Regions from separate parts of the Mus musculus genome. Here regions 2, 3, 4, 5 and 6 are each linked to region 1. A link is a loop called in an ENCODE intact Hi-C map of the cell type or tissue named here. Cell type or tissue: left cerebral cortex. All regions are shown on one strand. Region 1 overlaps Tspan5 (tetraspanin 5). Region 2 has its middle 12 kb from the start of Stpg2. Region 3 holds the start of Stpg2 (sperm tail PG rich repeat containing 2). Region 4 overlaps Tspan5 (tetraspanin 5). Region 5 holds the start of Metap1 (methionyl aminopeptidase 1). Region 6 overlaps Eif4e (eukaryotic translation initiation factor 4E).

Region 1 (4,000 bases):
ACAAGGGTCCTGAAGTCAGTTGTTGCATCAAATACTTCATTTTTGGCTTCAATGTCATATTTTGGGTAAGTTGGAGCGCTCCTGGGTTTCCAAGTGCTGTGGCGGATGGGTGGGCGACGGTCCCCCGCCGTGGTCGCTGCTTTACTTTTCGCCGCCCCCGGAGCTCCTGCCCCAGTCGCGGCGAGAGGCGTCTACCTTCCGCCTTCCCGGCTCGAGCGCGGGGGAGAGAAACACTTCATCCTTTCCAGGACTCGGAGGAGGTGAAAAGAGGAACCAAGCCGGGCAGGGGGCAGCCAGGCCTCGGGGTGGCTTTTTTCTTTCTTTTCTTTCTTTCTTTCTTTTTTTTTTAAGGGGGTGGGGGGGGCGCGAAAAGCTGGGGTACAAATGGGAGGACGGCTCGGCAGTTTGAGAAACGAGGGAGCACACGGATTAGATTTGCTTCCCGTGGGATCTGGATGTTGGGCAGAGCGTGGTGTCATAATGGGGCAGGCTAATCGGGCAGAGCCGACCCCGAGATCCACCTTCCAGCGCCGATCTGATTGGCCGAGGGCTTGGCTCGGTGTTGCCGCGGCTGGTCTGTGCCGTGCTCAGCGTGTATCTCCTTGCACCATCTCCGGCTTTGTGTAGGATGCAGATGCCGTGGTGTGTGGCTCTGTAATGTGCACGTAAATAACACGTCCTGCATGCTCCTCTCCGGCAGTAAAGCGCTCCCTTTGCATAATGGACTGGCCAAGTGGGCGTGCAGGGTGGAGGGATTTATTTCTCTGTGTATCCTTGTGGAATAACTAGTCATCAGTCAACATATGTTTCGGTGTGCGCGTGCCTCGCGTCTTCCCCTTTTAAAGGGGTGACACACAGGTTTTCGGAACCCTTGGAGACATGCAAAGGAGAAGGTGTGTAAGACCTGTTTTGCTGGCAGAGCAGGTGAGCCGCGGCTTGCAAACCGGCTCCCAACCGTGCTCTGCGTGACACTCCCTCGTGCCGGGTGCCTATTGTAATCAGGCTGGGACCCTACTCTTTTGTTGTGATTCTTTTCTGAGACCTTCCAAACGTGTTCAGCAACCAGACAAAGAGTTCTCTAGGACAAGAGGGGAAATGGTTTGTTGGTTGGTTGGTTGGTTGGCATTGGTTGGCAGACCGTGTTATTTTTCAGCCCACCTATTTCCATCCGGGGTCGCCTTCCTCCCTGGCACCTCTCTCTCCATGGGAGGGAAAGATGGTGGCGGACCATAGGGATATCCCCAAGTTTCTGCGAGGTAAACAATGATCCAGTGGTCTGAATCCAGGACATTTTAATTTGGACTCCCCTTAATTGTGGCTGTTTGCTGTAGACATAAACATCTGTGAGAATAGTTGTAGTTATGCTGATCTTCTGCCCACCCCCTCACTTACCAGCTTATTTTATTTTCTCTCAGAGTAGCTATGTGTGTTTTGTGAAAGGAAAGGAAATGGACTTTGTGTCAGCATGTCATCTGTCCTCAGGACTGGACCAGATTGATGAGGGAGTGTGGGAACAAATACCATATACAGCCATTCACGAGTAGTTTTGTTTTTTTTTCTGTCAGTGATAATATATGGTTTCTGGGAGCAACTCCCCACCCCTGCCCCCCTGCTGCAAACAGAGCAAGAGGAAATGCGTTTCTTTCTTTCCTTCTTTTTTTTTTTTTTTTTTCTTCTCTCCTGGACCCTTTCTGGAAATGTTTAAAAGTGGTGGCTAGGCATGCTTCCCATTGAAGTATTCTGATTGCCTTGAACTATGAGAGGCAAGAGAGGCAAGGGCCGTCACATGGGGCTGCAGGGGTGGTTCACCCGGGCCTCTTCTTTCTGCTCCAACACTTCCAAAAGTTGCACATTTCAGCTACCAGGCAACAAAAAGCACCCACGGGCTTTCTCTGCAGTTTCAGAGCGGGGAGTGAGAGGGAAATAAAAAGGAATGGGGAAATGTTTCCCTGGCAGTTTGGTGTAATTTTGTAGCGAGCACAAAGGCAAATTTAGCCCTGTGTCTGGATTAGGCTGCAGCAAACCCCCTGGACTGTGGAGAGCTTCAACAAAATTGCAGATTGCCTGCATGGAGAGTTTCAGAATAGGACCCACATCTTGTCTGATTTTTGAAGTATTACTGTGGGAGGGCAGTAGGTAGGCTTGTGGCAAGTCAGAGAACGGTCTGAGGCCCTGAAACTGAAGGAGCTGCCCTGGGCAGCATTGTTAAGTAGGTGTCTACTTCAGAGAGTCATTTGCTCTCCCTGTCCTTCCAGTGCAGAGGGCCACCTCTAGTTCGTTTTCTATACTGCTCCTGTCTCCAAATGACCTCATATTTAAATGTCCTATTTTATCAGGGCCAGTGGGCTCTAGCAGAAATTAGCAGGAAAACATCCACGTTATCATTAAAAGGAATACACACCAAAATATTAGTGACCGGAGATCTGGCAGCAGCTGCCAAAAACATGCACACTTCTGTCTTCGGCCACCAACCTGCCCGTGACTGTCCAAGATAGCAGAGTCAACACTTCAGTTCAGTTGTACGGTTCTGACGGAGGAATTGGTAACAGAGACCATGGGCTCCCGGTCTTTCATCTTCACATTGACGTGCAGAACTAAATTCGAAATTCATTGAAGACATTTGAACGTAATAGTTCTTGTAAAATAAGAGGGAGCGCACAGTGGCAGCTGTGACAGCTCGGATCTCTTGCTAATCAGCACTCTGTCTGTGTTAGTCAGTTATCTGCCCTGGGCCTTCCTTACTCAGCTATTCGAATGAAGAATTTGGTTGAATTGTGAGGTTTTTCTCTGTCTCTAACAAAGACTTTGTTGAGTTCTAGTACGCCAGCCAGGCAAGATCGAGTCTCAGGGATGAGCAGTAGGCTCTAATGATGGACTGGAGACTTGCCTATAGTTATAGATGGTCCTTTAGTAGACATGCTCACGGACTAATTTGTTTTTCATTCTCTCCTCAATGATCTTTTTTCACTTAAAGAAAGAAACAAAACAACAAACCTTTCACTGAATTTTCCTTGCTTGTTGAGTTATTGGTATGGCACGCATATTTCCCTATCTCTCCCCTGAATCTCAAGTGTGACGCTCTGAGTCATTAGCTGTATTTTTATTATTAGAATCACAGCTTCATGTGGAGGATCCTAATTCTTTTATATAACAGCAGTGCTGATATTGTGAGTAAGAAAGTCAACATCTTGTACAGATTCCTTTCTTGTGAGTTAGCACAGGGCGGTGGGGGGGAAAGCCTTGTTTTTCTTGCTCTATATTGGAAGAACTCAAGCCAGCAGGAATTGATTTTATTGAGGGTGTCACCAGAGGAAGACATGTATCAGAAACACTGAGTTGTCTTTGGGGCGGAGGAGAGAAGAGAAGAAGGTTTGTTTTAAGGTCAGTCCTTTGGGGAGTTAATTTCTCTGTCCTGTCACTGACCGTTTATAGATGTTTTGTTCTGGTTCTTGACACTTAACTGTTTCTCAGAAAGTGAACGTCAACATCCTGGCTACTTATTGCTGCACAGCAAGCTCCCAAACTTTAGAATTTCAAAACGAAACCTCATCATGATAGTTCATAATTCTGTGATTTGACTCCTCGGGGGGCTACTTCTAATGTGGGACCTCCGTGCAGTTGCTGGGAGTTTCTTGCTGTCTCCTTTGGGTGGGGGAACCCCGGGCTGGTGGTCACCTGTGATTGGTGATGCTTACCCATGGCTCAGTGTCGCTGTCAGCTGTGGCACAGAAGGTGGATTTTTCTGAGGTTCGAAGCAGCTTCCAAGCAGTTTAACTGTACTGTCACTTGGCACATTTAGTCTAAGTCCTCATGGAGTCTGCTCAATTGAAGGTTCCATCTTTGGATAGGGAAGTGTCAGGGTCACTTTGTAGAAGGTTATGTGGTGGGCTGGCTAGTTTTATATCCACTTGACACAAGCTACAGTTATCTTAAAGGAGAGCATCTCAACTGAAGAAATGCCCCCATAAGGGCCGGCTGGAGGGCATTTTCTTAATTAGTG
Region 2 (4,000 bases), 450 kb after region 1:
TTATGTAAGAACTAAGAGAATTCTGGCAGGTTCAGAGAGAATTTTGGTGCAGCTGTTATAGGTACACTATCTTAGGGGTTTGGGAACAATTTACTATAGGGAACCTGTCCATTTAGCATGGCTATTGAGCAGCTATCCATGGACCCAGAAACTTTCAGTGGTTTGTAACCCTGCTGTAGAGTTCTTCTGTAGAGTATTCCTTGTTCTTTTCTTTCCCTCTGTCTACTGTCATGCTTTGTGTAGTGGTCTGGGATGTAAGGACAGTCTATCTTTTTATTATTGTCTAGTGTGGCTTGAAAATCCTAGTTCATAACACACTGTAACTGTCCCCATTCCCCTCTTCATAGGTGACCTTTCAGAATCAGTATCCTTTGTGCTAGGTAAGGACTTTCTTCAGAACAGGAGAATTTTTCAAGAGGCCAGAGTATCTATCTAAGTTGACTTGGTCTCTAAGAACATTACCATCAAGGACCTAGCAGTGTTGACTATCGCAGCTGATAGTGTTCACCAGTGGCCATTAGGAAGGATCATATCAGGAGCTGGAGGCAGGGCAGAATTTGGTCCAGGTGAGGTATACTGCCCCCTTATTTGGTTGATAACTACTTTATGTGCCAAAATGAAGCCTAAGAGCAGTTAAACTTTCTGAACTATAAATACTTCCAAGAAATGAAGTGATAGTGAACACATTAGACAGATCTGGGACTTTTCCTACAAACATGATACTTATAACAACTTAAAGGTTAAATGGATATGAAATCTGGTCAACCTCTATTATTTTCCATTGTCTAGGCACTATTTCTTTTTAATTTTTAAATATGAGAAAATTTAGGTCACATTTGGTATAGCCATCTTATGCAGTAAGGCAAAAATAATTCAGACTTCTAGGCTCTTACTCCTAATACCTCATTTTAAGCATTTATCAATGGTGCCACTATTCCGCATCATTACATTATAGTCTTTATGATATGTCAATATTATTAAAATGTATAGTTGATTCAAATTAACAGTTAATAAACTCTTATGTCTTACAAAGAAGTCTGTTTTTTATTATTTCAATTATTCATCTGGTTTTAGAGTTGCCATTTTTATATTCAAGAATAAGCATATCAAACAAGGAGTATTTGAAATATATTGTCAATTACTTTAAAAAATTAAAACTAACTTCACTATTTTTATTTATTTTATAGATATATTTACTTGTATGTCTATGAGTGCCTTGCCTGCATATTTTTCTATATACTATGTGCATGCACGGTGTCAGAGAGAGGTCAGAAGAGGGGCAAATGGAATTACAGATGGATGTGATCTGCCATATGGGTGCTGGGAATGGAACCTAGGTTCTTTGCAAGAACAGCGAGTGCTTGTTTAACCATTGAACCATCTCTTTAACCCCTACATTTTAAAAATTTGTGTTAAAAACAATATGACAGTGTTTGCTGTTACTTGGTAAGCACAAGGGCTGAGGAAAAAGGAATCATATTCCCTGTAGTGTGTTCTCAACCTCTCAGTCCTTCGATTAGTTCCAATAGGAATCTCGTTAGAGCAGAGAAATACTTTCTTCTTAGCACGAGCCAGTGCAGTTGTTTTCTTGACTTTGTTTTCCATGGAATCTCTTCTGCATCATTTAAGTGAGGTTAATGCACTCATCAGAACCAATGGTTTGACCACACATTCCCTTGTTCATAAAGCCACGCCCAGATCCGAGGGTTGGCAAGTATCTGAGGATGCAGTTGGTGGACGGCATGTTCGCATTCTGTACCTTCCTAGCCTTGTAAGCCAGTGTGGAAATCACATAGGTCACAAGAATGGGCAATGCTGCTTTAGAAAGCATTTGCTGTTCTTGTTCTTTGTGAGACAGGATCTTTATGTGTCCTTGATAGCTTGCAAAAATATTATATAAATTTCAATTGCTTAGATGGAATTATAAAATCTAGGTTATTTTATATAAACTTAATAAGACAGAGAAAATTTATTAGCCTAAACTGGTGAAATTGTGCCACCTAGTGATCTTTACTAAAAAAAAAAAAATCCTTGTGGGTTTTAAAGAGTGTTTAAGTTTGTAGAATATTAAATGTTTACAACAAATCTAGAAATTTATTTGTCTGGTGTATAGTATAAATTTAGGGTGTGATTAGCTTTTTTGGGTGTTTTTTTCCTTTATTTTCAAGTTTTTTTATGATAAAGTTTATAAAACTAAAAAACAAACAAACAAAACCCACAAGCACAAAAATGAAAACAGAATTAGAAGCCATTTCTGCAAGAGTGTATTCTAGTCCCTAGGAATTAGTGTGTATTAGTGTATACATTCTAGGTATTTCTAAGATGTGCTTTATTGAGTGTGAATCCACCTATTCTCTGGATTGTATTCATGTAAAGTAGTAATAAGACTGTGCGATGAAGATCACTAGGTAGTGAGATTCTTGGTGGCTCATGGTGGACAGGGAAGAAGACAGCTGTGTGGTTGAGGTCTTTGACTTCCTTACCTTGACTAGGCTACCACATGACCACTACAGGCCATTTCCTGAGACCACTAGAATCAGTTTTGTTTGTGTTTTACAGGAGGAGAAAAATTGTTATTTGGTTACATTAGGAGAAACGGGGGGGGGGACTTTTATTTTTATTTTTCTAGCATCTAAAATCGACATAAAGCTTTGGTCCTTTGTCTAGGCACGGATTCGTTTACATTTAGACTTGTTTGATTACTTCTGAAAACCTGGTTTTCATGTTTAAAGAAAGAAAACATATCCAATTATCAGTGAGTGCATATCATGTGAGTTCTTTTGTGATTGGGTTACCTCACTCAGGATGATACCCTCCAGATCCGTCCATTTGCCTAAGAATTTCATAAATTCATTGTTTTTAATAGCTGAGTAGTACTCCATTGTGTAAATGTAACACATTTTCTGGATCCATTCCTCTATTGAGGGACATCTGGGTTCTTTCCAGCTTCTAGCTATTATAAATAAGGCTGCTATGAACATATTAGCCCAGAAACTTAGAATACTCAAGATATAATTTGCAAAACACACGAAACTCAAGAAGAAGGAAGACCAAAGTGTGGATACTTTGTCCCTCCTTAGAATGGGGAACAAAATACCCATGTAAGGAGTTACAGAGACAAAGTTTGGAGCTGAGATGGAAGGAAGGACTACGCAGAGACTGCCCCATCTGGGGATCCATCCCATAATCAGCCACCAAACCCAGACACTACTGCATATGCCAGCAAAATTTTGCTGATATGACCCTGATATAGCTTTCTCTTGTGAGGCTATGCCAGTGTCTGGCAAATACAGAAGTGGATGCTCACAGTCATCTATTGGATGGAACACAGGGCCCCCAATGGAGGAGCTAGAGAAAGTACCCAAGGAGCTGAAGGGGTCTGTAACCCTATAGGAGGAACAGCAATATGAACTAACCAGTACCTCCTGAGCTCAAGTCTCTAGCTGCATATGTAGCAGATGGCCAAATCGACCACCATTGGGAGGAGAGGCCCTTGGTCTTGCAAAGATTCTATGCCCCAGTACAGGGGAACAGCAGGGCCAGTAAGCGGGAGTGGGTGGGTTGGGGAGCAGGGCAGGGGCAGGGTATAGGGGACTTTCGGGATAGCTTTTGAATTGTAAATGAAGAAAATATCTAATAAAAAGATTGTTTACAAAAAGAAAGAAAGAAAGAAAGAAAGAAAGGAAGGAAGGAAGGAAGGAAGGAAGAAAGAAAGAAAGAAAGAAAGAAAGAAAGAAAGAAAGAAAGAAAGAAAACTTAGGCAGCCAGGTGTGGACGCTCATGTCTTTAATCCTTGTACTCCAGAGACAGGTGCGTCTCTGAGTTTCAGGCCAACCTGGTCTACACAGTAAGTTCCAGGCCAGTCAGATCTACAAAGAGAGACTGTCTTAATCCACACACCTCCATCCAAACCCAAACAAACAAACAAACAAACAAACAAACAAACAAACAGAAAAACCTTATAGGTTGAAGCTAACCTAGATAAATTTGGGCACCTAAA
Region 3 (4,000 bases), 460 kb after region 1:
CCATCTATAGGACCATTCAGCAGTTCCTTTGCATGCTGGTCATGCAAGGACAAAACAGTCTAGGAAGCCAATGAAATCACTGCTTATGTGGTCTGATTTCCAAAGTCCCTTTCCCTGTGTTCATCAGGTGCAATGAAAAGCACTGTGAGATGCTCTTGCTGCAGCTGGACACTACTGCTGGTGGAAAGGGGACACTCAGCTGCACAGCATCGCTCTGTGCTCCATCCCTCTGTACACTCAATGTTAGCATGGTCACTCTCACCCCTGCCAGCATCCCTGTTGGTAGATTTCGAATAAATCCTTTATCTCACTACCTAGGTATTTTCTTCAATTTCTGGACAAATGGCAAGCTACCCTACTGCTATAGCACAACCAGGCTATCAATGCTATACTCTGGCATGAACATGCTGTCTGAATTGATATATTGGCTTTTATTACCAAGAGCAAATGATATATAAGGAATGTCCAATAGGTTGTTAAAGGAAACATGACTTTTAATGACACAATTTTCCATCCTTTTATCTGTGACTCTTTCTAGTATGTCATTGCACATCCATTCTAGTTCTTCTGAATGGGATCTTGCCAGATATATGAGGCAAAACAAACAAACAAAAAACAAAACAAACAAACAAAAAACCCCCACCAAGAACTCTTATGTTTCCTTTTTTGAGACAGGGATTCTCTGTGTAGTCCTTGCTGTCCTGGAACTCACTTGGTAGACTGGGATGGCCTGGTACTCACAGAGATCTGTTGCCTCTGCCTTCTGGGTGCTAGGATTAAAGGCATGTGTCACCACTTCCCAGCTACTTATGAGTTTTATAAGAATGTAGGAAGCATTAAGGTTAACAAGAAAGTTAAACACTTCATTACAAATAAGTTTCCCAAGTGCTTGTGATATTCTCTTGCCATTCTGTATACCTTGCTTGCCCCTTCTTGGGCTATTCATGACCTACCCAGGGACAGGGGCTTTAGTTTTATTTGTATCCAGGTTAACTTAGAAGAGTAAGAGAACTATATACATTTGCCAATAAGTTCTTTTCAAGTAAGTAATGATCCAGCTGTTTAGTAGAAGACATCAAAAGATTCTTAGGAACCACACACACATACTTTTTGAGTATTCTAACAGAGATGCCACAATTAATTCAGAACTAAGTAGCAAACTAAGAATCACAAAATTTAAATATATTTAAGTTTGTATTGGGGACTGAGGCACTCTAGCTCTTTTGTGGGTAAGGCAGGGCCATGGAAGGATTGCCTAAGCCAGTGGTTCTTTACCTGTGGGTCACAACCCCACTGGCAAACTTCTACCTCCAAAAATACTTACATTGTGCTTCCTAACAGTACCAAAGTTATAAAGTAGCAATGAAAATGATTTTATGGTATGGGGCCACTACAAGTTGAGAAACCGTATTAAAGGGTTGCAGCATTCAGAAGGTTGAGAACCACTGGCCTAAGCCTTTAAGGATGTTTAGAAGCTGTGTGGATTTCTTAATGAAAAAAACCAACCAAACACATAGATGGATTCTGATACTCTCCAGCGCCTGTTGCTGAAGATTCAGTGGATCGATGAGGGTGGCTTGGGCTTTTTCGATGCCTTCACCTTACTTTGTAGACAATGTTGCCATTTATCCGTGTCCAACACCAGAAGCAGTTTTTAGCCCTTGCCCTTGACTTGCTTCAGTAGGCAAGCTTTCCCCTTTTCAGATGTTGCCATTTCTTGTCACCCCCCCACCCCCGCCCCCAACCCTCTGCGTTCCCAGCTTTCCTTTAGAAATCTTGATGGCCTGCAGGTCAGATTCAGTAGTGACTTTATTCAGAGGATGCCTTTTTGACAGGAGTGAAGGGGGACTTTGCTGATCCCAAACCCTGTTTTGGGGTCCCGAGCTTTTCTATTCCACCTGTCCCCGCCTCGCTGCCCCGCCCCCCGGGTCTTTCCAGTCACCCTGATTTACAGGGAAGGCAAATCAAAATCAAATTAATTCGCCTCCTTCTAGTGCGTTTCTAGGGCTTTTCTGCGCAGCGAAGGTATTCTGGGACAGGAAGCAGGTGAGTTGAGGCGGAGCTGAGGTGGAGCTGAGGTGCAGCACCGCCCTGCCTAGCGCAGGGAGCTTCGTCAGACTCTACAAGACATCTCCGAGCTCTGAGCGCTCGACCGGAAATGCTCCGAGGCCGGTGCCGGAAGTGCACCTACAGGCCCGAGTCCTTCCGGCCTCTGCCCTTCCAAGGTTTCCGGGAGGCGGGGAGTGGGCGGAGCCAGAGCCGGAAGTTCAGGCGGCTAAGCCCGGTCTCTGGCGTGACCCGTGAGCGCTGAATTGAACGCTGGCGGGCTGGCGGGCGGGTCCTCTGGCTGCTGTCCTCGCCACTTTACCTCTGTGCCGAGGACCCGAGGGAAAGCTGACGCCGCTGAGCCAGTCAGCACGCAGCTCGCACTCTAGTCCCGCGTGTAGGGACGACGCAGGCCGCCTGTCTAGTTTCCGGTCCCGTGGGCCCCGCCCCTCATCACTATGTATGACCGTGCTCCGCGCTGGCTCGACTGTGCCAACCGCGGCAGCACCGAGGAGCACGTGGGGCCTGGGACCTACCAGGTACCTTTTCCTAAGCAGCAGGCCACAGGTAAGATGCTGATGGCCAGCTTGCGGTGACAGACGGCCCGCCTTCAGCCTGCCCTCAGGTTAAACACAAAGTCAAAAAGGACCACTGTTCAGAAATGTAACACGTCGCAGGTAGAGACGATACTAGAACCAGGATTTTGATTCCTTGGCTCTTGACTGTATGACATAACAAGTTTGTGACTGTATGAAACACAATACTTGCTTTTGCACACACTTTAATCAGATTTATTTACCACGATGTAATTGTTTACATTTCTATTCTGTATTATCACTTACAAATTGGATCCCGTCCCCAATCTCCCCCACTCCCCGGAGTGAAGTTATCTGACCATCCCTGGCTTTATACTGAGACCCTCTTTCTACATTCTGTGAAAAGTTATAGCCTTCAGGGGTGGCCTAGGGACTAATAATTGAAGTAGTTAATTGCTTTTCTTCATTTCTCACCCCCCCCCCCCCCCCCAGTTTGTGAATTAGGTCCAACTTTTAATAAATATTTCTAATTCGGTCTCTGCTTTTAAAGTTCTGGTTTTTGTTTTTGTTTGAGTTTAATACCACCCAAATTCTAGTGGTTTCTTTTGTAAACCTGCATTTTTCAGTAGATATAAAATACCTCCTGCCCCCTTAAAGTTCCAGGAGTGAGTACTCTGTTTACATCCCTGCTCCATTATGGTTAGTTTAAGTTTCTCTGGACATGGTAAAATTCTGTTTGCGTTTCAGATCTCAAATTTTACATCTTTTCAGCATCTGTCCTCAGCATTTTTGGTACCTATGCCAAGTACTGTTGAGATGGTATAAGCATGTATTCCCCAGCATCTTGTGTTTACCAGTGACCATCTGTAATGGGCACACCTATGATGCTTTTGCACACCCATAACTTTTTTTTTTGACCTTTATTTTGGTACAGCTGACCACTTTCTTTGTTGCTTTCTGTCTCATTTTTTTTCCTGCTGTTCAGTACCTGACACATGATTCGGTACTGAAGCAAGGAATCATGTTTTATTTTTCTTTTTTTCCCACTAATCATGCACAGCTAAATTTATAAGATACTTAGCTTTACATCTTGTTCTTGTTGCTTTGCTCATTGTACTCTCTTATTCATATCTGTTACTTCAATCACCATTTATATCCAGCCACTCCCAAGTGAAATTCTTTATAGAGATAGAGGTGGTTTATGTCTCTAAGTTTCCCACAGGCTTAAAGTCTGCGTCGTTGTCAGTCACTTTACAGACATCCTTGCATGGCTGGTCTAAGCTTTAGAACTCTAGCTTACTTTTTTTGCCTGGCCATTTCTCTTGGCCTTTAAGACCATTGGTTAAATGTTCACAATCTCTCAGAAATTCTTCCCCTTTGTTCATAGCTACCCAATTTAATACAATCCAATTTATTTT
Region 4 (4,000 bases), 120 kb after region 1:
ACAGAGGTTCATGCTTGCCTACAGATAACTGACTTTTTACGCCTGTAGTCTGACATACTTCCAGTCCATTTCAGCCTTCAGTGCGCCCCTCTGGTGTGTTTTCAGCCTTGGCTTTGTCTAATGGCTGGGGGAGGGGTAAGCAATAGAGCAGCCCATCAGGGCAAGCCTTTTTTAAATTTTATTTATTTATTTTTTTAACTGTAAGACAAGCAAAGATTAGTGAGCTGTAAGCTTGCAACTTCCACGTTTCTATCCAGAAGTGGATAGCTAATCCCTCATGTTCCTTTTTTATATGCTTGCATTGCCTGGGTAATTTCCAAGAATATGGATTTTATTGCTTGCGTAGCCGTCCCCCTCCCCATCTCAGATTACAAGCTCTTGCTCAAAATGTCAAGGTCCAAGTTCTAACAAAGAGCTCTCTAGACCAGACTGCCTCAGACTGTGGGCATTTCTTTAAGGCCTTCTCCTGGAACAGTGTGCATTCAAAGGGAAAAGCCCTTTCATCGTCTCTGGGAAGATACTGCGGGCTCTTGGTGCTACGCAGTTCCAAAGAAGTCCCCCTCCTGGCCCCTTTTTCCTTTCCCAGGCTCTGTGTGATGGACTGCTCCAGATCCTGTTCTTGGCTTCGAGCCCCAGCAGTCTGTGTCCGCAATCCCATAAACAAGCAGAGGACTAGCCCTTCAGGTGGATGGTGGAGACTGAATTAAGTATTCTTGCCTCTCGTGCCCGGTCACAACAGCTGGCCCAACAGTTTAGAACATCTGGGGTTTTCATTGAGCTGCCCTGAAAAGAGATCACAGCTTCGTACAAGTCAGAGGAAGCCCCCAGCACTGTGGTTGTAGGCTTCTCTGAATGTTTTGCTCATGCAGCATGAGAATTATGTGGATCCCCTAAAACTGTGGGTGTAGGTATTTTATAGCCATTCATGTAAAGGAGCAGAATAGATCTCAAACTAGAGTCCGTTAGTGTCTCTTAAATATATAACTATTTGGAGCACAGTTCTGGAAGGATGCTCAAGCCGGTGACAGAAGAAGGAGAATTAAACAGCACTCAGGGGCCGTCCGTCACCTTTGCTTTATCCATGCACGTGCTCAGTGATTAGTATAGGCCCTGACTGTCCTACTGTCTGACGTGAGGTGTTGTCATTCTTTCCAGTCCTGTGTACACATGTAGGCAGGACAAGGCCATACCTGGTATGGCAGGGAAGCTCTGAGGACAAGGGGGCCTGAGTTCATCTTCTACCAGGGCTTTTCTGACTCTGAAAGGGGAGCTGCCTGTTAAGGTGGCCACTGTGGGAGGAGTTGGGGAGCAGGCAGGGTAATGTCTGAGGAGCGATGGGGGGCAGGGAATAATCTGCACAGACTCCTTGCTTACAGTTGGCTTTCATGTGGTTTCGTGGACCCCACAGTTTGCAGCAGTTAGTAACATCAGTCATTGGTTAGATCAGGCAAGGCCTGCAGGCTCTGGGAAGCCAAAGAACCCTTCAGGGATTCCTGCCCCATCTGAGGACACAGTGTAGTCTTCTCAGTGGCCTGTGCAGCCTGACACAGCCTGGCTACTGTGAGCCTCTGAGCTGTGCTTCTCCGTTCCTGGCACTTTGTGTCCCGCTTTGTCGCCATCTGTCCGGGGCCTCAGTCCAGATGTCTGGCTTCGGCTAGGGTGCTGTTCGGACATCCGCCAGTCAGCTCTTCCTTCCTTCATGGTGCCCAATGAACATGTATTTTTTTCCCCTTAATATTTATTTTGTTTTTATTTATGTGTCTCTCTGTGTGTATGCTCCAAAGAGGATGTTTAATCCCCTGAACTAGTGGGGCTTGAACTAGTGGTTGTGAGCTGCCCAACAGGGGGTACTCAGACCCCATGTCTAGTCCTCTGTAACAGCAGCAAACTCTTAACTAATGGAGTCATCAGATACTAATCCCTGTCCCTCTCGTGGGTTTGCTCTAGTCACTCTGCAGTACCTGCAGTTGCCTTCCACTTGGCTTTCTCTCCTCACTCTGCCCTCCTCCCTGGCAGCAGCCCTGAGCAGCCCGCTCATCTGTGACTTTCTATTGCTTGTCTTTCCTTGCGCTGCCCTGCTAGCGTGTCAGTGCTACAAAGCAGGCACTTGTCCGCTCAGTTCCCTGACTTGTCCGAAGCCCTCCAGTGGCTGCATTGCCGGTTGTAGTTGCCCAGCAGGCTCTGCCTTTCCCGAGTTGTATTATGGTACTGTGCAGCACCAGGGCTAGAGGTCCCTAGGCAATATGTACTGGGGCCACAATTAGATGGCCTTGTGACTATGTAAAGGGAGAGACATTGGCCCTGGCCTCCATGGGAATTGTCCTGTTTACAGAGTCGAGTTTTGTCTGTCATGCCATCTTATCAAGACCATTCTGGACAGTTGTAAACTGGGACATCAGAGCCCAGTGGCAAGAGTAGGATTGATTCTCTGTTGGTTGAATTTTCTGCCAGCTCATACTTTGGCAGGAATTGTACTCAGGGACTTTTTTTCTCCTGAAATAACTCCCCACCCTACCAAGACAGGTGTTGTATTAGTGGCTGTACATAGGATACCTGTATAAGCTGGCTACCCATCTGCCAGAGCTGCAGTGTTGGCTCAGAAAAAAGGAGAGTGAGAACAAGTGAGCTTCTCTGCTGGCTCATTGGTCTGTCCAGGGAAGGCGGTAGGTGCGCCTCGCCTGCCTGTTCCAGCGGAGGTTTACATTCTCAGAACGTTAGTCCGCTGTTGGTGAGGCTGTTGGTGAGGCTCGGCTTCCTGCAGTGCTGGTCGGGAACTTTGTTTCAGTCTGGACAGATCGCAGGTGAAATTGCTACATCTTAAGCAAACAGGAGTAAGGAGTGCTCGTTTAGAAGCCGCTTAAGAACTTGGATGGCTGGGCCCTGGTATGTAATTGCTTCTTTTTAGGAATACAAGTAGCAGAGGTGACAGAAATATATGATGATGGTAAAATAATTTAGTTTTCAAAAATACAAAACGTGAGATTTGCTTCCCAGAGAATTCAGTTAGCAGCCAAATACTCAAACAAGAAAAACATCCTTCAGAATTTCTGCTAGGTCCAGCCAGCCCTGAGAACAGCACCCAGAAGTCGATTCTGTCTGCAGAGCAGTAGGTTTTATTTCCCCTGTACTGGGAAGTTGAAGACGGGGCCCAGTGTGTGCTTGGAAAGCACTAACCACTGAGCAGCAACCCAGACCCACATTGGAATGTTGAAGGGCCATAGTTTCCAGGTATAAGACCAATTACCCTTCACACCTCCATCCTGTCATTACCGGAAAACACTTCTCAGTAGTTCTCAGTTCTGCCCACGTTTCCTCCATATCCTGGACACGATCAGCTCCTGCCTGCTCCTCCCTCATCTTCCTTTGGATCCCTGTGGATCCAGACGTCTGCAACCCACATGGTGATTCTTCTCCTCAGTGCCAGCCTGTCCCACCCACTCCCACCCACCACTCAGTCTCACAGATGGTCCCTGAGAATCCTCCTGTCACCAGGGTGATGAATGGGCGCCTTACAAGGTCCAAAAGTGCCGTGCCACACTTGCGTCTCTGATTGCATGCCAGCCCCTCCCATCTGCTGTTGTTAGCCACACAGATTTGGTGACTTGTAATTCTCTCCTTACCACGGGGCAGTTTTATTCTTTCGTGACCTGAAAGTCCTCTGAACTGTAAGAGCTATGTCTGTTTTTTCTTATCTCCTTTTATCTTGAGACGTGTAAGGTCAAGTATAAAGTTGGGACTCAAAGCGACTTGGAATACTGGAAAGGTGGCTTTTTGAAGTGTCCATTTCGTGCCAGTTGGGATGGGACACTGTTCCAGTCCAAAACAATGGAGTCTGCCAGGATGAAAATAACTGGATATGGAAGAAGAGCTTTTCCACTTGACAGTGGGGCAGATGCATCCTTCTGGAATCACCCTGTGACACCCGAGACTATTTTCCTTTCCAGTTTTGCCAAAGCATCAGTTGTGCTGGCTCTGGAATCCAGGTCTAGCTTCCGTCACT
Region 5 (4,000 bases), 260 kb before region 1:
CCTTGCTCTTAATTTCATGGCCTCTATAACTTTGTAATTGTGTGTGTGTGTGTATGTGTTTGTGTGTGTGTGTGTGTGTGTGTGTTTGTAAACATATAAATATGACCTTCTCAGTCCATATAAGGATCCTAATGTGTATGTGATTTCTGAGCTGACCTCTTGGTACTGGATAATCAATTTGGGAGCTAGTGTCAGTACACATTAACCCATGCATGCCACCCAATGGTTTTTAAGATTTCATTTCTATTTTATGTGTATGGATGCTCTGCCTTCAAGTGTGCCTGTGCGCTATGTGCCTGGTGCCTGAGAAGTTTGTGAGAACCACGTGGTGCTGGGAACTGAACTTAGGTCCCCTCAAAGAGCAGAAAGTGCTCTTAACCACTGAGCCATCTCTCCAGCCCAGCCATTTTTTGTTCGTTTTCTTTCTCTTTTTTTGAGATAAGAGTCTCATTATTTAGCAAGGGCTGGCCTTAAAATTCACTAGGTAAACCAGGTTGGCCTAGTAGAGTTCTGCCAGCTTCTGCCTCCAAAGCACCGGGATTAAAGGTGTATGCCACCACACCTAGCGCCTCTCAACTTGAAACCCCTGAATACGAACTATATACATTGATCTAGTCAGATGGCACACAATTTTCATAGCAAATTTTTGTTTTAAATCCAGATTCCACACAGAACTCACTAAGTTAAACTGGAAAACATTAAAGCCACAAGAGGCCCTGCACCAGGTTAATAGCTCCAAGGCTATTTTCAGGTCTCTCTCCTCCAAGTGCAAAGCTTGGAAAGTGATGTCAGCAAGGTCAAGGGTCATATACTCTCTAAAGGCAAGATCATACAATAGTGAAGGACTCTTGCAATGGTTTACTACAATTGCTAAGGCTTTTAATCATTGGCTTCATCTTATTTTATCTTTCCATCTATTTTATCTTAGAAAATAGTTGGTTTTGCTATTTTCATATAACTATTCTTCCCCCCACCCCACCCCCGCCCCCACCCCAGAACCCTGGCCGTCCTGGAACTTGCTTGTACACCAGGCTGACCTAGAACTGACAGATTTGCCTGCCTGACTCCCAAGTGCTGCGATTAAAGGCATGTATCACTTACCACTGGTGACATAATTATTCTTCTTCAACTTTATCTAGATACCAGCATTAAATTGTAGTGGAATCCTTTAAAAAACAAAACGTCTCTAAATGATAGGGCTACAGGGTCTTCCTTAATTTCATTGTCAGCACAATCTTGTACAATACAGAATGAAAGGTACCCTCATTCTCTCTGTATAGAGTAACACTGAAACTGGGGAACTTAAGTAATTTCACTTACTCAAGCTCTCAGAAAAACTAGCATGCCAAGGTCTTTGGCCTATTAACTCCCCTCTCCCAGGAACCTGTCAGTTTATTACCAACGTACTTATATTCTTCTCCTCAACAAATTGTAACTAAGAGCCTAATAACCATCTACTACTTGCCTTGCCATTATTCTGAGTCTAGAAACGCGATGGGACACAAATACTGTTCAATAAATACACACTTCTGTCAGGGCCCCACTCAGTGCTAGGTTTGCTCAGTTGCACAAAAACTACGTCGGAGCCTTGAAGCACAACCCCTGCGGGACTGTCCTTTCTACTCCAGGAACTTCAGTAACAGAAGTGACTCATCTCTTTACCTTACCGGTTCTCAAATTAATAATCTGAGATGCCAACGGAAAAGAATGAATTACACCGACCTCTCTCCACGCCTACACTCAAAGTTACTTAAATGTCAAAGCGCGGTAGTAAAACACAAAAGAAGTGAGACTGAAACAGCTCTCCTCTACGGGAGACTGCAGCCACCCCCAGGCCCCGGCAGGTCGCTTCCGTCTCCGTCCGGGATTGCAGAGACACCGGAGAGAAGCCCCGGGAGCGCGGCCAGCGGCGTCCAGACCCGACCCCGGCTCGGCGGAGGTCTTGGGCTACCGGCTCCCGCGCGTCCCTACCTGCGCACACACCTGGCCGCCCACGGGACCGCGGAGGCCTGGCCCGAACCCGCCGCAGGTCAGCTTCCGCCCCCGAGAGCGCCGGCGGCCGGGCTCCCGGCTCCCGAGGCCCGGGCCGCTCGGAGGCCCGAGCGGGAGGCGACAAGGCCCAGAGGCGGAGGACCGGAGGGGCGCGGGGTGGGCGGCTACCTGCGAGCAGAAGTACGAGCCCTGGATGCCCAGCTTGATGCAGGTGGGACACTGGAGCTTGGCCTCGCTGCTGCAGCCGTCCGTCTCGCACACCCGCGTCTCCACCGCCGCCATGCTGCCTGGCTGCCGGAGGAGGGAGGAACCGCCACAGGGCGGGGAGAGGGACCCAGCCGGGGAGGAGCTCCGATGGCAGGCCTAGGCGCCGGACCGGGAGGACCAGGGCCCGCCCCTACGCAGCGCGCCCCCGCCCCCCTCCGCGCACGCGCGGCCAGGGCCCCGCCCCTTAGCGCGCGCTCACCTGCTGCCCCGCCCCTCCCTCCGGTTCGGCCGACCCCCCGCCCTGACAGCCACGCCCTCTCCGCGCACGCGTAGTGGCGACCCGCCCGGCAGCCTTTACGCCGCCTCCCCTGCCCCGCCCCAAGGCTTGCGGTGGCGGCGACGCCACGTGGGGTCAGCGGAGATCCTACACCCCATGACGTTGGGACCCCGAGCGTGAAATTCTTGAGCCTTCGGTGTTTCATTCACTCGCAGGTGGTTGGGAAGGGCGTGGATTCCTCAGTTTGGTTCGCCGGGAGCTTCTTGGGGACTAATTCCCTTTTCTGAGTTCCGCTTCTCTCTGCCAGTGTTCTCCTCAAAATAAAAAAGAAAGAAAAAATTACGCTCATTCTTAAAAAAATATCAATGGACCGAGATGGGACTGAAATACGCTCTTCCTCATGTCTTTCCACACCCCGCTATTGAAATACATAGCGCTAGTAGCTGCCAGATAGTTCAATATCGATGATTTAAAATATATATATATTATCTGATTTTATAGTTTGAGCGAATTCCACCAATCAAGAATTGAGGGGGGTTAGCCGGGTAGTGGTAGCGCATGCCAAACTTTAAACCTAGCACTCAGATCTAGAGGCAGGCAGATCTCTCTGAGTTGGAGGCCAGCCTGGTCTACAGAGTAAGTTCTTGGATAGCCAGGGTTACCCATAGAAACCCTGTCTCAGAAAACAAACCAAAAGAGAAAAGAAAAGAAATGCGAGAATTAAAAGGCTCTAGAGTTTATCAGATACAACCCGGTAGCCTAAATCTTTCAAACACATAATCAGTAGACAACAACTGCCGTTTTCTATTTTTTTTTTTTGTTTGTTTGTTGCTAGAGGAATGCTGTGACTTTTAAAAAAATCTTTTCCACCTTAATACACCAGAAAAGCTCATGTTTTCTTGAATAACTTTTCCTGTATAACCAACCACTGTAAACTTTTAATAAAAATGTATACATTTAAGAAAATTAGTGACTGCATATGTGTATATGTTTGTATATGACATCTAACTGTATAAATCCCAGCTTCCTAAACTGTGGCTCTCAACTTCTAAATATGGAGTAACAAAATTTTTGGCAATAGTAAGCAGTTTTTGACAGCCTAACAACCAAAAGTTATTTCAGAATTAAACGCAACACTCAGCATGTGCATTGGACTTCTCTGCAGTCTGATCCTGCATCCACTGCACGTACACTCTGTATTGCGGGTGCTGTCACATAGGCAGTGACAAACACATCCTGGTTTCTTTACAGAAGACAGAGACATCTAGTATTCTTCTGTCATTCTTCATTATGTATCCAATCAGGTTGTCTTTGGATTGAGTTAGCCTCAATAGCAGCAATCCTATAGTGGCTAGAACTCTGCATAGAGAATTGAATATTTGCGTCCAGGCATTGCTGTTTTGAGTTACTGACTTTAATTTCATTTTGAAAAAGTTATTAAGTGGTCTTTGGTTTGGATTGAACAGAATTTCCAACAATTTTTTAAACAGACAAAAAGAGACTTCTGCTATTTGAACCATGAGA
Region 6 (4,000 bases), 200 kb before region 1:
AATCTTTACAGCTTAGTAATGTTGATTACATTTGCATTGTTGTATAACAAACCTATTTCATCTTTAAAAACATATGCATTTTAGAGCCTGCTGTGGCAGCACATACCTTAATCCTAGCACTGGGGGAGGTGGTGGTCTTTAAAGTCCAGCCTGCTCTGTAAAGAGAAGTCCAGGAGAGCCAGGGCTACAAAGAGAACCCCTTGGAAGCCCCTCCACCCCCAATGTATTTTATAAAAACATTATTTTTGTGTGTATGTGTATAAAAAATGTGAAGGTTTCATGTGGCATAGCACAAATTTGAGCTGGCTCTTACAGAGGTTCTAGTTGTCAGAGTTACCAGGCCCCCACTGCAAGTGCTTTTCCTGTGCAGTTTCCTTGGTACCATTTTCATCTTTTAAACTAAAATTAGTTTATTAAATAAGTTGCTGTCACCAGCTGTTCAGTCCTCAGCACCACTTTTGACCTCTCCAAACCTGAGGACCTTAGGTACCTCATGTAAGTAGACCCATGTGCATGTGTGGGGCAATTCACATAGGCTTATCCCTAGACTTCGTCCTTGTTATCTGTGTCAGATTCCCTCTTTAACGTTGGTTAGTTTTCCACTGCCTATCAGTTCTACATTTTACACCGTTTGCCTACTGATGGACACTTCTACTCTTTGACTGGTAAATAAATCAGCTATGAATATGGGTAAACAACTTTATATACTGGCTTTTATTTTCAGGTGGGCACTCTGGTTTTTTAAAAATGATAAAAGCAAAACTTGGCAAGCAAACCTTCGATTGATCTCTAAGTTTGATACTGTTGAAGACTTTTGGGCGTAAGTAACTTTAAGATACTTATATATACTTCTAAGTTGAATAATTTTTTTATCTTACATCATTTACAAAATGAAAGATGAATATCTTCAAAAGTTTGAATTGGTAGTTATGCTTTATTTTACATTGTTGAGTACACACAAAAGCCCTATGTTTCGGTTTGATTACTCTGTATTCCTCATCTTCCCGTGAGAATCCTCTATTATTGTCCTAGAATTTTTTGATAGCCTTTTGGCTGTCCGTCTCCTGTGCAGTCACCTACATATATTTATGTCATAACTGGATACTAAAAGGCCTTACTAAACATCCCCATTTCTGCAGACAGCTTTTAGTATAATATCTGGAATTTCCCTGCTCAGGCTATCAAAAGGTGAAACTTATAAAATTTAACTTTCAGGGCTATAAACTCAGGAGTAGCAAGACAATGATGTGTCTGTAATCTTAGGTCATTAATTTTATTGTAATTTATCAAAGAGTAATCAAAATGTTTTTTAGATTAGTTTTTAGTTTAGGAAGAAGTTAACTTGGATCATAAACTTTTCAAGACTTACAAATAGAATATAAACTGAAGGTTTTTTTCGAGAAGTGTATGTTTGAGACAGGATGTAGCTGAGTTTTTGAGGATGTCCTAACATTGTAGAACTTGGAATCCCCCACCACCTTTACCTGCCAAGGCATAGCAGATCAACACTGCTCATGCCTTAGATGTTTTGAAATTTATCTTAAAACAGTAGTTTTTGTTTTCTGAGGATCAAATTTAGGACCTTGAACATGATAGGCAAGTGCTTTACAATTGAGATGCATCCTACTTCATCCAAAAGTTGAATTTTCTAGATATTTTTAGAGAACATATAGGGAAATACTTTTTGAGAATATGAGAGGCAAATGTTGGAGAAGAGTTTAGAGTTACCTCACAGTTACTATTCTATATGTTTATATTAGGTCATAGGTGCTGAGTTTAGTGACCAACATTTTCATGTAACTTCTGAGTCTGTTTTGCTCACACAAAAGAATAGACTGTAGTCATTAAATTCATAGCTGTATTTTTTTAAGGCCACAATCAGTATTCAGTGTGTTTCCAATGTCTGTACTGATATTTCCCTGCAACAGATATTAGGTATTCATTGCATCATTGAGAAAGGCAACATATAAAATACATAAGACTGCTGAATTCAGTTTTTTTCTAAGAACATTATGGGGTTGTTTTTTTTTTTTTTTTTTTTTTTTTTTGGTTTTTTGCTTTGTTTTGTTTTTTTTTAATGAAACAAGTATATTTCAGCTCTCCTAATTACTAAAGGTGGCTGTCTAAATTGGAGTTTTTGAAAGGGTCAAATGGTTTTTGTACTCACTGTGTTTTTACTGCAAGACTTTTGAATAACTCTCAAGCCTTCTTTACACGCACAAAAAGTTCTCCAGTTTCTTAATAAGGAAAAAGGAAGGGCTTGAATCCCATGCCCACTCGCATGTGCTCTTGGACTGCATTCCTGGCTTTTACCTGTTTATATAAGCCTGGTTCCAGGATTCCTTTAGTGGAGCACAGCCCCACATGGCAGTGAGTGTAAGCAAAAGCCCCGGGAACCAGAGCTGAGAGATGGGGAAGGACGGAGCCTGAGCCTTTCTGGATGGATTAGGCCACCTCTTGATTTCTTACTCCTTTCTAGAAGGTTTTACACAAACATTTCTTCAGTCCTTTTGCTTTAGTCTCATCCATGTAACCTTAAGATTCTTAGGTTGTGGTTTGGGAACTGTCAGTCATTAGATACTTAATACTATCGTATTCAAGGTGGATCATACTGTGCAATGTGGTAAGGAAGATGTAGACTTCTTAAAAGTGTCTGAAATATTTCTAGACAAAATTAAGGTCAACACAGCAAGGTTCCTAAGATAAACTCTGCTGTCTATTGGAGGAGAGCAAATACGGAACCGACGTGTGCTTCAGTTTTACACAGAGATCAGTGACACAGCCCTTCTGCCTTTAAGAAGTATATATCAAATACCTCGAAAACCATTCCGTGGTTTAAATATTTGGGCAATAGCTCAGAACTGCAGGTCTACCTGTTGGTAATGCCTTTGATCCTGGCCTGTGCCTGAGCTCCTCATACTGCGGTGCTGACTGATAGGAACCATTTTGAGTTGGAGAACCACTGCTGTGTTTATACTTGCAGAGGTAATAATGTTGATTGACTGAGCCATGCAGTACTGATGGTTTGTTTTAATTTTCTTAAGTGCACATGGCTGCATTGAGTTAACAAATGTATCAAAATATTTTTTTAGAGTAGTCATTTGAGATAGTTGTTTGTATTAGTTTACATTATAAATTTCTTTGAGTGTAATCATTATTTAGACCTGTTGTGTCCATTTCAGAAATTAACTACATACAGAGTCAAAAAAAGAAAAACAAATCTACATACTTTTATGTTTTCGTATTTTCCAAATGTGTGTGTGTCTGTGTAAGCACCCAAACCCTGCATTACATATTATGTTTTTAATTATTATTTTCTTTTACCTAGTCTATACAACCATATCCAGTTGTCTAGTAATTTAATGCCTGGCTGTGACTACTCACTTTTTAAGGTATGCCTAATCAATGATTGTTTATATTTATTACAGGACCAGACCATTCAGGTATTTGTAAAAACTGGCCACAAATTCAGGCAGTTGGCTTTACCAGGCTTGAGTACAGTGCTCTGTGGTAATATTTAGTTACTCATGGGAACATCCTGGGATTGACTCGAGCCTTGCTAATTCTGTGCAGCCCTTCCTGGATATACTTGAATAGACTGACTTCGTCAGCTAATTTTAAACCCATGAGATATTTATAAACAGACCTTTGTCAGGTGCTAGGATAGGACGTTAGTTAGCTCAAATTACATAGTTTTTAATGTAGCTTCTAAAAGGTTTCTGCTCGGGAATTTTCAGAACCTTTAGGTGACATGAAGCTTTGCAGTTGGAGAATTCACAAGGAGGTGGGACGCTTGCGCAGTTGCATGCCTCTGGCGTGTAGTTCTTGTGTATGTTTAAAAGCCGTGCCAGTGGCAGGGGTACAGGGAACGAAAGAAAAGTTGTCAGTGGTGCTTGCTGAGTCTAATACTGTGTCTCGGAGTACCAGTGCTGTCTAATGCTGCCTTCTCCTCCTGCAGGACGGGATTGAGCCTATGTGGGAAGATGAGAAAAACAAACGA

The links. A loop is a pair of places that touch in the nucleus more often than their neighbours do. Peaks named below come from ENCODE experiments on the same cell type or tissue, not always from the same donor. Only the 100,000 strongest peaks of a DNase experiment are listed, where the experiment ranks them.
Region 2: a loop joins it to region 1, with 4 times the contacts of the local background. A loop is called at or near these places in 3 of 42 quality-filtered maps.
Region 3: it touches region 1 in a loop (2.3-fold over the local background); 3 of 42 quality-filtered maps call a loop at or near these places.
Region 4: a loop joins it to region 1, with 3 times the contacts of the local background. A loop is called at or near these places in 7 of 42 quality-filtered maps.
Region 5: a loop joins it to region 1, with 5 times the contacts of the local background. A loop is called at or near these places in 4 of 42 quality-filtered maps.
Region 6: it touches region 1 in a loop (2.8-fold over the local background); 2 of 42 quality-filtered maps call a loop at or near these places.

The regions. Positions count from the first base shown.
Region 1 is chr3:138,742,596-138,746,595 of GRCm38, forward strand. It overlaps Tspan5 (tetraspanin 5), which reads left to right. Exons shown (of 8, transcript NM_019571.5): 1 at 1-65. Among named protein-coding and RNA genes, the nearest start is that of Tspan5, 2.4 kb to the left of the region's middle. In left cerebral cortex, a CTCF peak has its summit at 2,009; DNase peaks (open chromatin) are centred at 141, 666, 1,398, 1,992 and 5 more places; H3K4me3 peaks cover 4,000 bases; H3K27ac peaks cover 4,000 bases.
Region 2 is chr3:139,192,128-139,196,127 of GRCm38, forward strand. It overlaps the pseudogene Gm4862. Among named protein-coding and RNA genes, the nearest start is that of Stpg2, 12 kb to the right of the region's middle. In left cerebral cortex, a CTCF peak has its summit at 1,995 (motif pointing left); no DNase peak of the experiment used is centred here.
Region 3 is chr3:139,203,395-139,207,394 of GRCm38, forward strand. It overlaps Stpg2 (sperm tail PG rich repeat containing 2), which reads left to right and starts at 2,499. Exons shown (of 14, transcript NM_198659.2): 1 at 2,499-2,613. The coding sequence starts at 2,505. In left cerebral cortex, a CTCF peak has its summit at 2,171; DNase peaks (open chromatin) are centred at 1,310, 2,242 and 2,456; H3K4me3 peaks cover 1,294 bases; H3K27ac peaks cover 1,136 bases.
Region 4 is chr3:138,857,785-138,861,784 of GRCm38, forward strand. The region is part of intron 1 of Tspan5 (tetraspanin 5); the gene reads left to right. Among named protein-coding and RNA genes, the nearest start is that of Tspan5, 120 kb to the left of the region's middle. In left cerebral cortex, a CTCF peak has its summit at 2,124; DNase peaks (open chromatin) are centred at 664, 1,589, 2,194, 3,416 and 1 more place; H3K27ac peaks cover 3,883 bases.
Region 5 is chr3:138,487,098-138,491,097 of GRCm38, forward strand. Metap1 (methionyl aminopeptidase 1) reads right to left here and starts at 2,285. Exons shown (of 11, transcript NM_175224.4): 1 at 2,161-2,285. The coding sequence starts at 2,274. It overlaps Gm32553 (a long non-coding RNA gene), which reads right to left and starts at 964. Exons shown (of 2, transcript XR_001784010.2): 1 at 1-964. In left cerebral cortex, CTCF peaks have their summits at 2,315 and 2,573; DNase peaks (open chromatin) are centred at 1,799, 2,404, 2,495 and 3,018; H3K4me3 peaks cover 1,913 bases; H3K27ac peaks cover 937 bases.
Region 6 is chr3:138,546,935-138,550,934 of GRCm38, forward strand. It overlaps Eif4e (eukaryotic translation initiation factor 4E), which reads left to right. Exons shown (of 8, transcript NM_007917.4): 4 at 725-820; 5 at 3,329-3,392; 6 at 3,959-4,000. Among named protein-coding and RNA genes, the nearest start is that of Mir1956, 23 kb to the left of the region's middle. In left cerebral cortex, no CTCF peak of the experiment used is centred here; DNase peaks (open chromatin) are centred at 2,349, 3,579 and 3,883; H3K27ac peaks cover 1,595 bases.